2 separate regions of the Homo sapiens genome follow, and region 1 is linked to region 2. The links are chromatin contacts, found by Hi-C or POLR2A ChIA-PET in ENCODE. All regions are on one chromosome and are shown on one strand. Each heading gives the region's core, a stretch centred on a gene start or an enhancer-like site at or near the end of the contact. The rest is flanking DNA. Distances are from core to core; before and after follow the strand shown.

Region 1 (2,865 bases), core at 143-2,642, 95 kb before region 2:
GGACAAGTCACTTTCCTTCCTTTACGTCTCCATTGGTACCCGCTAAGTAAAACCAATATCTACCATCAAGTCCACCATAGTTATCCTAAAGCACACAAAATATTCTGCCATGCATATCAAAAGAAAATCCTCAATTTTAGAGACACTAGATAAGTATGTATCTAAGAGTAAACATTCATATTGTACAAAGAATAAATTAATTCAAATTCTGATTTTAAAAAAATTCCTGGAGGATGGCTTGAGGCCAGGAGTTTGAGACCAGCATTGGCATCATGGTAAGACTCCCATCTCTACAAAAAAAAAAAAAAAAAAATTAGCCAGGCATGAGGGCATGTGCCTGTAGTCCTAGCTACACAGGAGGTTGAGGAAGGAGGATCACTTGATCCCAGGGGTATAAAGCTATAAGCTATCATCGAGCCACTGAATTCTAGCCTGGGCAACAGAGTGAGATCCTGTCTCTAAAAAATTAAATTAAATTAAAAAATTAAAAGTTACTGAGTGTGGTGTTGTATATTTGAAAATACGATATGGTTTTCACTATTTGGCTGCTCTCAAAACACGTGCATTTGGAAGCCATGGTTTTTTCAGTTTCTTTTTAAACTGATGTGGAAAATAAAGTAGATTAATAACATTCAATTTTAATCAATATCAAATTTGTTCCATGTGCTAAAATGCAAGATAATCTAGCAAAAAATAGTGAGCATGTATTTGGTGCTGGGTTCAATACTTGAGTGGAGATAAGGCAAAAAGATTTTCCTGCTAATCAAGCCAGCACTGTGTGCTTGCAATATTAATTTAACATAACCACAGTAACTAAAGTGTTAAGTGCTATCAAGGGTTTGAATCCACAAAGGTTAGTAAATAAATAAATAAAGCAGCCCTTCTGCTCATTAGGAAGCCATCCAAAGCCCGGAAGAGAGAATCAAGTTCCTAATTTATGAGTCAGCCACTTAAAAAAAAAAAAAAAAAAAAAAAAAAAAAAGAGTCAAAGCTAACACACTCATTCCAACAGCTTTTCCCATGCTGGTCTTTCTGGAAAGATAAATTCCTGCAGGATTATTTTTTGGAATTACTACCAGTAAGTTCTATTATACTGTCAGACCTAGAAAAAATTATTTCACTAGGACTTCAAACATGAGATTGAATAAATGATTATGGCAAATTGTTGTTCCTAATTAATTAAAATGATTTATATGGCATGCTGTGTAACTGAAGAATGCAAAAAGTGAAAAAAAAGAATGTCTTTGTAGTAAAGTAGATTTGTGTAAGTGGAATAAAAGCATAAGAATAAGCTTCCATGAGCGAGTTCTACAACTGAGTCATCTATTTAGCCTTCATTTTTGGCAGCATCATTGACCAGTGAGCAGGGATTTACCAGAAAATTGTTGACCACAATAATCAAATTTTGCAACAAAAATTCACAGATTGGACGTCATGCCGTTGACTATATAAGACAAGTTAGAAGACACAATCTATTTTGCTTTTGATTCTCAAAAGCAACAGTTTGTTTTATGCTTTTAAAATTCCCCATTAAAATAACTTCTGATTCTATTCTCATTGTCTCTTTTGCTCCTGGTTCCCTTCCTTCACCTCCCCTCCTGCTCCCTCCAATTCTGACCCACTGTGGTCTCCTGGCATTGTTCTGACATTTGCCTGGCAGAACATAAAACAACAAATATGTTCAATTTGAGTGGTTTCCTGCAATGTTATTCTATCAAACTGGCAATTTCCGAAAGGATTTAGAAAGGAGCATACAATTCCTCAGACACCGGGAGGTCTGACAGTGACTGCCAAAACAGTCCATGCTTTTAGCGGGCCGTAATATCTGAGCACACAAAAACATCCCTTTTTCTCAGGTTTATTTTTTATGCTTAATACCGAACAGACTTCAGAGACTTTCTAAGTGGCCAGAGAGTACTATATTTAGCACCTTAAAACTCAAAGGAGTTTAGAATATTTTGATATGCATGGTGCATGGAGATCCAATTTATTCTACAGCAGTCACCTATGGTAATGAAATGTTAATCAAGATATTTAAATTACAGCTAATGGAATGATGGCATCGTATAAGGACCAGATGTAAAATTCATTACCATAGGCTCTGTTTATTCCCTGTATAGTCATTTCCTGCTCCCCTCACCCAACATTTGACATTTCCAAGATGGTGGCAGCTTTGGAAATTTTATGATTTGATTGTGGTTTGGCTTGAGTTCAAATTATAGGGTCTGAATTTGATCAAATTAGACAACTAATGCCTCAGGCAGGAACAGTGCATGCCAATGTCAATGGTGTTAAGATGTACTATAGCATTAACTTGAGACAGAATACTGCAAACCCTTATGGTTCATAATACTTCATGTCCACAAACTATCCTTAAAACTATAATAGATGGATGTGGCCTGTGATGTATTATTATTATTTCAGCTCTTGGAGGGCTGAAATCTTTTGATCCAGAAACATGGACTTCTTGTGAGTCAATTCATTTGTGTTCACCAATGTGTACAGCAACCACATCCTTAACCCTCCCTCCTCTGCAAAAGCAGCATTGTTGAGGAGTCATGGTGGCATGCTTGTGTGACTTGTCTCATACTCTACTGCAGTTATTGTATTCATTCTTCCATTTCATGTCAAATTCTGGCACTGTGTTAAAAGACATTCCAGTGTAGTTTTTGCTTTAAAACAAGAGAAATGAGTTTATAGATTCCTGCTCAGAAGATATTTGAATAAACAAATCCTTACATTTTTATCTTTGATGAAAACTCATCTTGTTTTATTTCCCTTATGCAGGCTGTCTCATATCCTAAAATTCAGCAAGCACAAGGGACACAGTCTTTGGGCTTCATGCAGTGTGACAACATGGCCTTT
Region 2 (2,983 bases), core at 189-2,688:
CTATCTGGCCTTTATCTTTCTCTTATTAGGACTCTTGTGATTACATTGGGCTCTCCTGGATAATCCAGGATAATCTTCCCATCTCAAGGTCCTTAATGGAATCACATGTTCACAGTCCCTGTTTCCATGTAATGTAACATATTCACAGGTTCTGGCAGTTAGAATGAGCACATCTTTAGAAAAGGAGCTCTTCCTCTGCCTCCTACACGAGTGTGGAATGACATAGGAAAAGCATCTAAAACACATGTGGAGTCACACCAACTTAAAAGGTATTGGCAGAGGAAGAGAAAACAGCAAAGTAACCATAAATTAACATAGAAAGACCTGGAGGAAACCTGGCAGTGTGGTGACATAAAAAATATGGAAAGAAAGTATTTTAAGGGAGCAATCAGTTGTGTTTCTATTAGTGAGAGATTAGGTAAGACAAAGACTTACAAATGCTCACAGAAATCATTTGTGGTCTCTTAAAGATCTGCTGGAGTATAGCAATTAGAATGAAAGGCTAAGTTGAGTCATGGCTGGGAGCGGGGACAGAGATAGTAAGACAATTCTTTTGAGAAGATGTGTTCTAAACAGCTACAGAAAACTAGAGGGAGAAATAGTGGAGGGGGAGGGAGTTGCCCACCCCCACTGAAAATGCATCTGCATATTTAAATGTGCCAGTAAAGAAAGACGTTAAAAATAAAGAGTGAGAGGGAATAATCAGATTTCAGCCTGTAAGAAGAGGGAAAAGGAAGAAAATATTTTTCATTTTGACAGGGAAGAGAAGGAAACTATTGAGTTGTATAAAAGTAAATTGAGAAAATTACTGTTGCATTATTTGTTTTCTCTATTAAATAGAAGATCACGGGCTAATAGCTGAGGGGGCTTCTGGGGTGGGGTGATGGACTTTTGAGAGGCATAGGTATTGTTGAAATACTACATGGAATCATTGCTTGTTGACCAGGAAAAATATAGTAGTGCATTAGAGAGCCACAAGTGCCCCATCAAAATGAAAGACATAAATATGTAGTGGACCAATTCTGACCACTGTATGATTTTTCTCTTGAAATGTCAGTGAGCTGCATGCAAAAGCAGAGAATGTAGCAGTAGAATGTATTAAGGTTTGTAGGGTTTTCTCCAATGAGGAATGGCGGAATGACCACAGAATAGAGGTTTTAGCAAACTGGTAAACAAAAGGATGAAGTAATGGCATGACTAAGGAGCTAAGTAAAGACAGGAGGGACCTAATGGGGAGAGGGACAAGGGACTCTATAAAATAAAGCACTAAAGTCAAAGAGCTGGTGTTGGGAACAATAAAGTGAGAGAGATGGTGAGGAATGCATGGTTAAGAATGACTGTGACTACTTTATTTGAGAGATGGTGCAATCTGCATGTGATAAGATCTAGGGTGTGACCATGGAGTGGGTGCCTGGGGTGGCGGAAAATTCTGGAAGCTGAAGCAGGCAAGGAACCTTGAGGCAAAGTTGTCAGTTGGAGTCACCCAGGATGGTGTCAAGCCAGAGGGTGGAGAGAATGACTGCCGGCCAGGTGCCTAGGTCTTCCAAGAGATTACTACCATATCATCAGCAAATAGGCGAGAAGTAAAAAGTCAAAAGCTTCCCACAAAGGCAAAACATATTAAGGCAATTACCTGAATGATTTGATTAAAATCCTTGTCCTGGTTTTCTAGGAAAAAGAAACTTAGCCTGTTTTGGCATAAATGAATTTACGTGAGAATTTACAATGTCTCAAACCATTTTTCCTGTTTGAATAGTTAGCCACTAGTAGTTTACCTCTGGTCCCAACTGGCCATTAGCCTGAGGATGGATTAACATTGGACTTACTGCCAATGAATGTGCAGAAAGAAATCCTCTCAACGTTCTTCTCTGTTGGGTTGGCCAAATCACAAAGAAAGAGCTTGCAGTAGAGAGTCTGGAATGGAGAATATGCAATGACACTAAAAGTATCTCTGCATTTTACTCTCTGAGTCTGAACATTGCTTGTTCACATCAGCTCCGTGGCCCCATGACTCAGCCCTGTCGTAAAAGAGTATTTTTTTAAATAGTGATAATACTTTGTACTGTTTAATGTACTCTGTAAGGCAAGATAAACTAGCAACTTCCTTGCCCTCCAGGAGCTAACAATTGTGTGCCTATATTTAGCTGTCTAAAATCATAGATTAAACCATTTAAACTTCTTTATATGAACTAAGTATAAGTAAATTAATAAGTGCTTTCAAGTGGTGATAAACAGGGGAATTCTTAAGGAAGGCTCATCAGAAATATTGCCATCTATCTTATTCCAATACAGGGAATTATAGCATCTACTTTCTAAGCACGTGTACCCAGAGCTGAGGAAAACACCAAAAGAAGGCACACACATTGTATGTTCACTGAGGACACTTACAGTCTTGTTTGGAACATATATATAATACATATGGAACATTCATAAAATATAAGATGTATCAACTATTGAAAGCTTCTGAAATAAATAAATGGTATTTTTATTATAGGAAGGGTACCTCTGTTTGCTCAAAGATGGGTGAGATGGCTCTTGTTATTGTGTAGCTCACAGTATATGGGAGAAAGCAGATGTGTGTACAGGTAAGCTACACTATGTCATATGCAGAGACTTGTGGGCCAGAGAGGAGAAATCATTTACAGGGGCAGTTAAGAACATTCTCAAAGAGTAGGTGACCTTGGAACCAAGTCTAGAAGGCATTGTAGAAACTTGCTAAGGTGGGAGAGGGAAGGTGAAAGATGGGCCTTCCAGGTATGAGCCTCCTCTGAAGTTGCTTCCTCTGACTAACATCACTCTAAATGACTCTCTTGCTCTGTAATCCATAGTTAATTAAATATTTTTGGAACTAGAAGGATGAAACTCCAGAGATTCTATGATTCAGAAATTCAGTGGTGAAAACTGAAATCCAAAACAAAAGAAGTGTTTATTAGAGCTCCTACAGCTCAAAGGGGATAAATTGAAACTAAGCAATGTCTGTGGA

The links. A loop is a pair of places that touch in the nucleus more often than their neighbours do. ChIA-PET counts read pairs that join two places held with the same protein, here RNA polymerase II (POLR2A). Pooled maps may share reads with other maps.
Region 1: a map of PC-3 shows a loop between it and region 2 (11-fold over the local background). The contact joins two enhancer-like sites. A Hi-C loop is called at or near these places in 1 of 168 maps with a recorded cell type or tissue (PC-3) and 2 of 50 pooled maps. POLR2A ChIA-PET finds 5 or more read pairs at or near these places in 2 of 52 experiments (BJ and activated CD4-positive, alpha-beta T cell).

Annotation. Positions count from the first base shown.
Region 1 is chr13:80,082,603-80,085,467 of GRCh38, reverse strand. No RefSeq gene overlaps it. Among named protein-coding and RNA genes, the nearest start is that of LINC01080, 73 kb to the right of the region's middle. Within about 2 kb of position 1,392, at least 6 of the 41 ENCODE cell types and tissues checked have a DNase peak (open chromatin) inside an H3K27ac peak, as active enhancers do; they include PC-3, where a contact is called at or near this core.
Region 2 is chr13:79,987,771-79,990,753 of GRCh38, reverse strand. No RefSeq gene overlaps it. Among named protein-coding and RNA genes, the nearest start is that of LINC01080, 22 kb to the left of the region's middle. Within about 2 kb of position 1,438, at least 4 of the 41 ENCODE cell types and tissues checked have a DNase peak (open chromatin) inside an H3K27ac peak, as active enhancers do; they include PC-3, where a contact is called at or near this core.